Regions from separate parts of the Homo sapiens genome. Here region 2 is linked to region 1. Evidence: chromatin loops called from intact Hi-C (ENCODE). Cell type or tissue: heart right ventricle. All regions are shown on one strand.

What was found. A loop is a pair of places that touch in the nucleus more often than their neighbours do. Peaks named below come from ENCODE experiments on the same cell type or tissue, not always from the same donor. Only the 100,000 strongest peaks of a DNase experiment are listed, where the experiment ranks them.
Region 2: a loop joins it to region 1, with 2.0 times the contacts of the local background. A loop is called at or near these places in 38 of 110 quality-filtered maps.

What each region holds. Positions count from the first base shown.
Region 1 is chr9:124,866,476-124,871,475 of GRCh38, reverse strand. It overlaps ARPC5L (actin related protein 2/3 complex subunit 5 like), which reads right to left. Exons shown (of 6, transcript NM_030978.3): 3 at 2,037-3,048. The coding sequence starts at 2,185. Among named protein-coding and RNA genes, the nearest start is that of ARPC5L, 6.8 kb to the right of the region's middle. RefSeq lists enhancers at 581-630, 1,091-1,530, 2,931-3,010 and silencers at 1,751-1,800, 2,061-2,630. In heart right ventricle, no CTCF peak of the experiment used is centred here; DNase peaks (open chromatin) are centred at 1,054, 2,014, 2,345 and 2,770; H3K4me3 peaks cover 3,216 bases; H3K27ac peaks cover 3,403 bases.
Region 2 is chr9:124,932,455-124,937,454 of GRCh38, reverse strand. The region is part of intron 3 of GOLGA1 (golgin A1); the gene reads left to right. Among named protein-coding and RNA genes, the nearest start is that of GOLGA1, 6.1 kb to the left of the region's middle. In heart right ventricle, no CTCF peak of the experiment used is centred here; no DNase peak of the experiment used is centred here.

The sequences.
Region 1 (5,000 bases):
ATCCCATGCTGCCGCTCTATCTGCAGACCCGAGCTGCATGTCCAGGACACTTGCTGTGTGCCCAGTGATGCTGATGTTAGCCCATGAGGCTCCCACGGAATCTAGGAAGCCAGCATGGCTGTCCGCCACGTAACAGAAGATGCTGAGTTGTGAAAGGGTATGCGACCTATCCGAGGTCACAGAGCCAGAGCATGGTAGTGCAGGGTGTGCGCAGATGCACAGCCGGGTTCCTTCTACTCCATCTGTGTCATCTCCTGCCACACACACTTCCCTATACAGCCCCAGGACAGGGCCCCTCTCTGCCCTCCCCAACCCCAATCCATCTATCCCTCTCCCTGCTCCCCTGTCCTCAATGGTCTAATATAAGTCCGATTCTTGGTACATGATAGAGACTCAATAAATATCAGTTCCATTCTCCTCCACCTGGGCCCCGTATTTGCCAGGGTTTCAGTTACCTTTATCCGTTAACCTCCCTTTCCCCAACCCCAAGTGGAGCACTCTCCATGGTAACAAGGTTTCTGACGCTTCTGACGCTGCCATGAATGGAGAAACGACCATCCCCTGGATGTGCTAAGCCCAGGCCTCTAAGCAGCCTCAAGGAACCTGTCACCAGGCAGGGGAGTCCCAAGACATGACCTTCAACAAGGTTCTGCACCCAGACCAAGGCAGCAGCTGACAGGCTTGATCTCATCTGTTCAATGAGAGTCCTGGGCCAAAGGCCTGACCCTGGAGCCCCTTTCAGCACTGACTGTCCATGAACTAGGCCCTACACCAGACTACAACCAACCTTCCCTCCTGGGGACCCTTCCCTTGACCCCATTTCATAAGGAGGGTGGATTGGGAGATCCTGATGGGGCAGGAATTACAAGCTTGAATCTCCACTTCGGAAAACACATTCCTGTTCAAATCAAGTCTGAAGGTTTTCGGTTTAAAGGCACACTCAGGAGCACTGCCGGGCTCCCCCTAAAGCAGCAGGCCCCACTTTCCAAGCTGAGTCAACTGGTTCAACACCGAGAACCTGATTTATGTACAGCATGGGCCTCCAACCCTGCCCCCACCCGTGCGGGGGGAGGGGACAGGCTTCCTGGAACACCATTTGAATAAAGAAAAATCCTTCCGGTGAGAATAAGTCAGTTTCCTGCGCTCATACTGCTAAAGGACCAAGCAAGGCTGTGACAATCACCTCTATTTTTAATCTTTTCTAAATGCTGTTTTCTGTGGCCACAAGAACAGTCATTTCCAGGCGTGGGGCTCCACTTTCACACTTCGCTTCAAGGTGTCTGGTTTTTCTTAGCTCTGAACTACTAGTTTTCTCCGCTGCTTCCTGCACCAGAAGGGTACTGGGGGGAGCCAAGACTCACTTGTTGAGCGTGGCTGAGACCACCAAGGTGTCCAGGGGAACCACAGGGTCCCCCTTTCTCAGCATTAAGCGGGAGGGTTAGACTGACTGGGGGAAGAGAGACACAATCTCAGACCCCAGGGCTGAAATACGGCGGCCGCCTCCACTCCCTCCTGGGTTCTGTCTTCCCCACAGCCGTCCACCCACCTATCTTCACGCCATGCAGCAATCGGGCCCCGGAGGACCGCGCCCCAGCCTCCCCGATCACTCGGTTACTCAGATGCGGCTCACCTCCGCCCTGCCGCCGACCCAGCCCCGCCATAGGCCCGATTTCCTGCAAGGGAGGGACGGAGTGCTGGGGCCCCAAGGAAGGGACAGCGTGAGGGGACGAGGAGGCAAGGAGGGAAGAGGGCGCGGGACCTGCGGGGGTGCCGAGGGAGCCCGTCCACCGGGTCCAGGGGCCTGCGGGACGGCGCTGCAGAAGAAGGCGCCAGGGCTGGGGACGAGGGACCCAGGGAGACTGGGACTCAAGGGAGCACGGCCCAGGGAAGCCGGGTCGGCAGGGAGCTGGAGGCTGACCTGAGGGGGCCAAGGGTCGGAGACAGGGGAGGCCCGCCCGAAAGGGCCCGAGAAGGTGGGAAGGTGGGAAGGTGAGAAGGCCGCGCGCAGGCCCGGACGCCGCGTCAGGGAAGGATATTGCCGCAGGAGCCCGTCCACCTCGCTCGGGTCCGGGCCTGGCTCCGCCGCCGCCGCCGCCGCCTCCTCCTGCTCGTCCACAAATTTGTTCTCGTCAAATTCGTCGATGTCCACCCGGCGGAAGCGCGAGGACAGCGTGTTCCGGGCCATGGCGGGAGCTCGGCGCCCGCTCAGCCGGCTCCGCTCGCGGCCCGACCTCGGCTCTGCTCCGCTCGCACCGGCTCCTGCTCGGGGGCGGGAAGCGGCTGCCCGGCTGCTCCCAGCACCTCCTCCACCGCCTCCGCGCGCAGCCGCCGCCGCCCGCCCACTTCCGGCACCCGCCGGATCCGGAAGCGCCGTCAGGGGCGGGGCGGAGCCTGGCACCTGGAGTGCGGTATGGGATCACCGCAGCCTCCCCCACCTCAGTGTCCCTTCCACGGAGTCTCTATTTTGTCACTGAGGATCGGGCGCCCGGCATCTGTGCAGGCCCCGCCTCGTGTGTGCCGTAACTGCGCTGGTTCCCCGGCTTTCCCGCGCCTCCGAGGAGCCCCTGGCCTCAGCGGGGCCGGGCGCGTGCTCCCGGGGTGATCCCTGCCGGTACTGGGGAAGGCTGGGCCCCCGGGAGAAGGCTCGCGGCTCTACTTCTCGAGTGCCGGGCAGGCTTCTTGGAGAAGAAACCTTCGAGCTGATGACTGAGGGATGAGTAGGAGTTCCTGTGCCCGGGGAGTGGCGCGGGAGGCGCCTGTGTCTCGGAGCCTTGAACGCCACCACACTTAGTACGAGGAGGCCGCCTGTACACAGAGGTGACCCTCTTAAAGGAGTAGGGGGCTTTAAATACGTTTAGTGCGATCACGGGACTGACAAGACGTTGAAGACGTTGTGACTCGAGGGATTCTGCGACCCCACGTGTGTAGCAGTCACCTTGGCCAGGCAGTTGGGGGCGCCAGGAGAGGGAGATGGCCCTGTGGCCACCGTCCTGGCAGGAGAGGCCTGGCTGGAGAGGCACATCTTGACAGAAACCAAATTCTCAGAATCTGAGATGGGGGAAAGCGGTTTAGGGAAGTCAAGGACGACTCTGAGGTGCCAGATTTGGTGCCTGGGCTGTTATCCCAGGGGTTCTGTTAATTGATCTTAGCCTTAGGGTAAGTAAAATGGGTCTTTTTATATAATAGTGTGAAAACTATTTTCATCTAATAGTACTCTTTTTAATAAAAGTCAGTAGTTGGAATGTGATTCATTTTTGCTGCTTCGAATACCTCTCATTGAACTGTGTCTAAAGATAAAAAAAATATTGCCAGACTATGATGCAACCTTATCTTCGGTGGTAAGGATACAGACTCCCATAGTGGGAAACTAGTGGTGAAGAAGTCTCTGCCTGTAATCCTCAGCACTTTGGGAGCCGAGGTGGGCGGATCACCTGAGGTCAGAAGTTTGAGACCAGCCTGACCAAAATGCTGAAACCCCGTGTCTACTAGAAATACAAAATTAGCCGGGCGTGCTGGCGCATGCCTGTAATCCCAGCTACTCGGGAGGCTGAGGCAGGAGAATCGCTTGAAACCGGTAGGTAGAGGTTGCACTGAGCTGAGATCGCGCCATTACGCTCCAGCCTGAGCGACAAGAGCAAAACTCCGTCTCAAAAAAAAAAAAAAAAAAGAAAAGAAAAGAAAAGTCTCAGGGGTCCTGGAAACATGCAAAGCCCACCTGCAATACAGTTCCATATCTGGGAAAAAATATTTGTGATTCAGGTCTGCCACGAGACAGCAGAAATTCATATCCCCAGAACATCCTGGTCAGAAGGAACTTGAACCCAGAAATGCCCATTTTACAAGTAAAGAAACAGCCCCCAAAGAAACTAGTAAATGGAATAATGTCCCAGCTCATGGTCATGGACTTTCATTCCAGCCAGGGAGACACAATTTAAAAATCCATATTATACGATGTCAGGGCTGACAGTGTTGAGAGGGAAAAAAACCATGCAGTGCCTGAGTGTGCCTTAGATAAAGTGATCAAAGGAGGTGTCCTGGCCGGGCGCAGTGGCTCACACCTGTAATCCCAGCACTTTGGGAGGCCCAGGGGGCAGATCACCTGAGGTCAGGAATTCGAGACCAGCCTGGCCAACATGGTGAAAACCCATCTCTACAAAAACACAACAATTAGCTAGGCATGATGGCGCACACCTGTAATCCCAGCTACTCGGGAAGCTGAGCGGGGAGAATCGCTTGAACCCAGGAGGCAGAGGTTGCAGTGAGCTGAGATCACACCATTGCACTCCAGCCTGGGCGATGGAGTGAGATACCATCTCAAAAAAAAAAAAAAAAAAGGTGTCCCTGAGGAGGTGACACTAGACAGAGACTGGAAGGAAATGAAGGAGGCAACTAAGCGAAGGCTCAGAGGTTGGGGTGGGCTCAGTATATTCGAGAAACAGCCAGGAACAGAAGAGAGATGAGGTGGGGGTTGGGAGGAGAGTAGGGCTCTGTAGGCCGAGGAAAGGACTCAGTCTTAATTCAAATGGGACAGCCCTGGAAATTCTGAGCAGAACAGTAATAGATCAGAAGTCTGAATTGTTTGAAAAGGGCCTTCTAAGCAGCTGTATTGAGAACACATCTGGGATCGAGAACCAAAGTAGAGAGGTGATTTAGATGGTGACAGCAACCATCCAGGGGACAGACAGTGGTAGCCCAACCAGGCAGGGGCCAATGAGGATGGTGGGAACAAGCTGGGTAAATTTTTTTTTAATTTTTTTGAGACGGAGTTTTGCTCTTATTGCCCAGGCTGGACTGCAATGGGGCTATCTCAGTTCACCGCAACCTCTGCCTCCCGGGTTCAAGCAATTCTGCCTCAGCCTCCCGAGTAGCTGGGATTACAGGCATGCGCCACCATGCCTGGCTAATTTTGTATTTTTAGTAGAAACGGGGTTTCTCCATGTTGGCTGGCCTAGTGTTGAACTCCTGACCTCAGGTGATCTGCCCACCTCGGCCTCCCAAAG
Region 2 (5,000 bases), 66 kb before region 1:
TTGAGATAGGGTCTCGCTCTGTCACCTAGGGTGGAGTGCAGCAGCACAATCTCGGCTCACTGCAACCTCCATCTCCCGGGTTCAGGCGATTCTCCTGCCTCAGCCTCCTGAGTAGCTTGGGACTACAGGCACCCGCCACCACGTCCAGCTAATTTTTGTATTTTTAGTAGAGACAGAGTTTCACTGTGTTGGCCAGGCTGGTCTGGAACTCCTGACCTCGTGATCCTCCCGCGTCGGTCTCCCAAAGTGCTAGGATTACAGGGGTGAGCCACCACACTTGGCAATAAATTTCTTTAAAACTCATTTATAATGCTGGATATATATATAAAAGAATGTATGTAATATATATGTAAAGTATAAAGCATAAAGTAAATCTATCACTCATCTGAAGAGATAGAACACTATCAATTCTGTTAAGCCACTTATATGTTTCTTCCAATTTCCTCTACCCAATTTAGGATAGCATAACCACTATTCTAAATTTTGTATTTTTCATTTACTTGCTTTTTAAAATATCTTACCAGATATGTATGTATTCATAAACAATTTATTATTTAATACTGCTTGTTTTTGAAGTTATAAAAGTTGCACACTGTAGACTTCTTGGATTTCCTTTTTTAAAATTTAATTCAACATGCTTATAAAATGCATCCATGTTACAGGAAGCTGTGGTTCATTTATTTTTACTGCTGTATAAGATTCCAGGCTGGACACAGAAGCTCACGCCTGTAATCCCAATGCTTTGGGAAGCTAAGGCGGAAGGACTGCTTGAGGCCAGAAGTTCAAGACCAGCTTGGGCAACATAGCAAGACTGCATATCTACAAAAGTTTTTTTTTTTTTTTTTAATTTGCCTGGTTGGTGGTGGTATGCCTGTAGTCCTAGCTTCTTGGGAGGCAGAGGCAAGAGGATCGCTTGAGCCCAGGAGTTTGGGATTGTAGTGAGCTATGATCGTGCCACTGTACTCCAGCTTAGGCAACAGAGCAAGACTCTGTCTCTAAAGATTTTTTTTAAAAAAAAGATCCCAGCATTTGAAAAGGCCACATTTAATGTCTGTCTTCTCCTGGCGATAGACATTTGAATTGTTTCCGTTGTCAGATGAGTCTTCCTCCTGCTTTCTTGTACTGCCTGGATCCCAGGTCAGATTACATGGCAGAAGTTATTAGGTTATCGGGATGGAGCAATAAGATTACCAGATCTACATTATCACTGGCTCCTATATTTAAGAGGAAATATAAGCACACATTTGAGCATCGGGCTGAAGGATGTAGTTTTAAGGCTGGGTTCTGTGACAGATGGACCTGTTTTGCCTTCATGCTGACACCCTAAATGAAGTCTTTTATTTAGTAATGTATTCCAAATACAGAGATTGACCCAGATTCAGGAAGTAATTTATTTTGGGGTTTCTCAAGTTTTGAACTTAATACAGCCTGATCCTCAGTTCCTATCTCCAGACCCTTATATCCAACTGCATATGTTTCTCCAAACAGATCCCTCCTCTGTGGCATCTCAAATTCTAAATGAACAAAATTGAATTCATTATTTCCATCTCCAAATGTGCACCTTCATCTTCCCAAGTCACCAGCCAGAAACCCTGGAGGTATTTTAGGCTCTTCCCTCCTTTCACTTCTTGGTGTCCAATCAGTCAACACGTATTATGGCTTCTATTTCTTTCTTTTTTTTTTTTTTTTTTGGAGACAGAGTCTTGCTGTGTCGCCCAGGCTGGACCCTGGGTTCAAGCAATTCTCCTGCCTCACTCAGCCTCCCAAGTAGCTGGGACTACAGGCACACACCGCCACACTTGGCTAGTTTTTTGTATTTTTAGTAGAGATGAGGTTTCACCGTGTGCCCAGTCTGGTCTTGAACTCCTGAGTTCAGGCAATCCTCTTGCCTTGGCCTCCCAAAGTGCTAGGATTACAGGCAGCTTTCATTTCTTAAATGTCTCAAACTTGCCTCCCTACTCCATCTTCTAGTAGTACATTTACTAGCAGAGGTTAAGCATCCCTAATCTGAAAATTTGAAATCTGAAATACTCCAAAATCTTAAACTTTTTGAGCGCCAACATGGCCACAAGTGGAAAATTTACACATAAATACTTAACACAACTTTGTTTAATGCATATCATTTAAAATATTGTATAAAATTATGTTCAGGCTATGTGTATAAAACGTATATGGAACATAATTTCACGTTTACACTTGGGTCCCATCCCCAAAATATTATATTATGTATATGCAGACATTCCAAAATCTGAAAAAATCCAAACTCCAAAACACTTCTGATCCTAAACTGTTTGGGCAAGAGATACTCAACCTATACTATCATTTGATTTCAAGCTGCCTTTCTTTCTGGGACAAACTTGTAGTCTATCTGGGTTCCCTGTCCCCAAAGTGACCTTTTTTTTTCTTTGAGACAGGGATCTCTTTCTGGCACCCAGGCTGGAGTGCAGTGGCCCGATCACAGCCCACTGCAGCCTTAACCTCCTGGGCTCAAGCGATTCTCCCATTTCAGCCTCGTGAGTAGTTGGGACTACAGGCACGTGCCGCCACACCCAGCTAATTTTTGTATTTTTTGTAGCGACGGAGTTTTGCCATGTTGCTTAGGCTGGTCTCGAACTCCTGGGCTCAAACGATCTGCCCACCTTGGCCTCCCAAAGTACTGGGACTGCAGGTGCTAGCCACTGTGCACAGCCCAAAGTGATCTTTCTAAAAGCAGATCTGTTCATGTCTCTCCAGTACTTAAAACTCATAAAACTCAGTGGCTTCCCCATTATTTTCAGGATGAAGTACAGACTCATTATTATAGCATAATGGTAAACTGTCATGGTCTTCTCTCAGCTTATATGGCCAGCATTATCTCACTGTACTTTGCTACACCCTGTGCCACAGCCAGACTGAATTTATTGCACTTTCTAGAATGGACCACATTCTTTCATGCTTACAATTTTTGCACATGCTATTTCCTCTCTCTAGAATGTCTCATTTCCCCTTTCACTCCTGCATTCCTCTGACAGACTCTTGTGCATCTTAAGACTCAGCTCATGTGTTACTTCCAGCAAACTCCCTTGACCTGACCTTCTCCTCTGGCAGCCCCCTACCCTTTACCCCTCCTGGCTGTTTGGTGCCTTGTCTTCTGCTAACCTCTGTAATAGCACCTGCTGTACTGCATTATTATTGATGATTTGCTTGTTTGTCTCTTCCACTGAACTGGGAGTTTCATGAAAGACAATAAAGTGTAGCCCTTAGGAACTCAGGTCAGGTTATAGAGTCATATCTGCTCTATTATTATTATGTGACTTTGGGCAAATTTCTTCATTTTTCCTTGCCTTATTTTTCACATCTATAAAATGGGGATAGGAACTGTATCTACCTTTATTAAAGTATGTGTGTCAAGGATCCCCAAGATCATCCCCAGATTTAATTATTCACTAGGAGGACTCACAAGACTCACCATATAGTTTTACTCACTGCTATCATTTATTACAGTGAAAGGATCTAAAACAGACTCAGCAAAGGGAAAAGGTGCATGGGGAAAAGCTTGGAGGAAACAGGTGCAAGCTTCCAAGATTCTTCTCCCAGTGGAATTACATAGGACATGCTCCATTCTCCCAGCAATGAGTTGTGACAACACATGTAAAATGTCTACCAGGGAAGCTCATTAGAGACTCAGTGTCCAGGCTTTTTATTGGGGACTGGTCATGTGAACACCCTCTGCCTACTATGTATCAAAATTCCAGAATCCAGGCCAGGCAGGGTGGCTCACACCTGTAATCCCAGCACTTTGGGGGACCAAGGCAGATGGATCAGTTGAGGTCAGGAATTTGAGACCAGCCTGGCCAACATGGCGAAACCCTGTCTCTACTAAAAATACAAATATTAGCTGAGCATGGTGACACACACCTGTAGTCCCAGCTACTCAGGAGGCAGGAGAATCTCTTGAACCCAAGAGGCAGAGGTTACAGTGAGCCAACATTGTACCACTGCACTCCAGCCTGGGTGACAGAGCGAGACTCTGTCTAAATAAATAAATAAATAAATAAATAATCCAGACTCCAGAAGGAAACCAGGTATTCAGCATAAACCCATATTTTTGCACAAACATTTTAGGCACAATGAGCCATTCTTAACAGAATGATGGGAACCCTCCCAAAATCTAAGTTCCCAGATGCCAGCCAAGGACCAACCTTAAAAGCAGGCCTTTCTAAGGATAACAGTCTGAGGCCTGTAATGTCAGTTCTTCTGCGTAGAATCTAAAGCACTTAGCATGGCGTCTGGCTCTAAGCATTTCATAATTAGCTTCTGTTGCTGCTGCTGCTGTTATTTTGGATAGGAGCTCTTTGTTTCACCACTATTCCTAGTGCTTAGCACAGTAGTGAGACATAGGATGTCTCCTATGTCTCACTAACAGTAATAATCATAACAGCTTCTTATACTGCTAGTGGTGTGGTCTGAATGTATGTCTCCAAAAATTGATATGTTGAAACCTAATCACTAGAGTGATGGAATGAGGAGGTGAATCGTCTCCGAGATGATTAGCTCATGAGGGAGGAACCCTCATGAATGAGATTAGTGCTCTTACAAAAGAGGCCCCAGAAAGCTGCCTTGCCCCTTCCACCATGTGAGGGCACAGCTAGAAGGTGTCATGTATGAACCAGAAAGTGGGTCTTCACTAGACACCAAATCTGCTGGCACCTTAATTTTGGACTTCCTAGGCTCCAGAACTGTGAGAAATACATTTCTGTTGTTTATAAGTCACACATTCTATGGCATTTCATTATAGCACTCAAACAGACTAAGACAACTAGTAATAGATGACACATATTAAAGCTAATATGTGCCAGGCTGTGTTTTAGGGATTTGACAAGTATTGATTTACTTAATCCTCATCACAGCTCTGTGAGGCAAATGCTGTTTGTTATCACAGATTGCAAATGAGGAAACCAGTGCACAGAGAAGTTGAGTAATGAGCCTAAGTTCTTACAGCTCGTAAGTGGTAAAGCTGC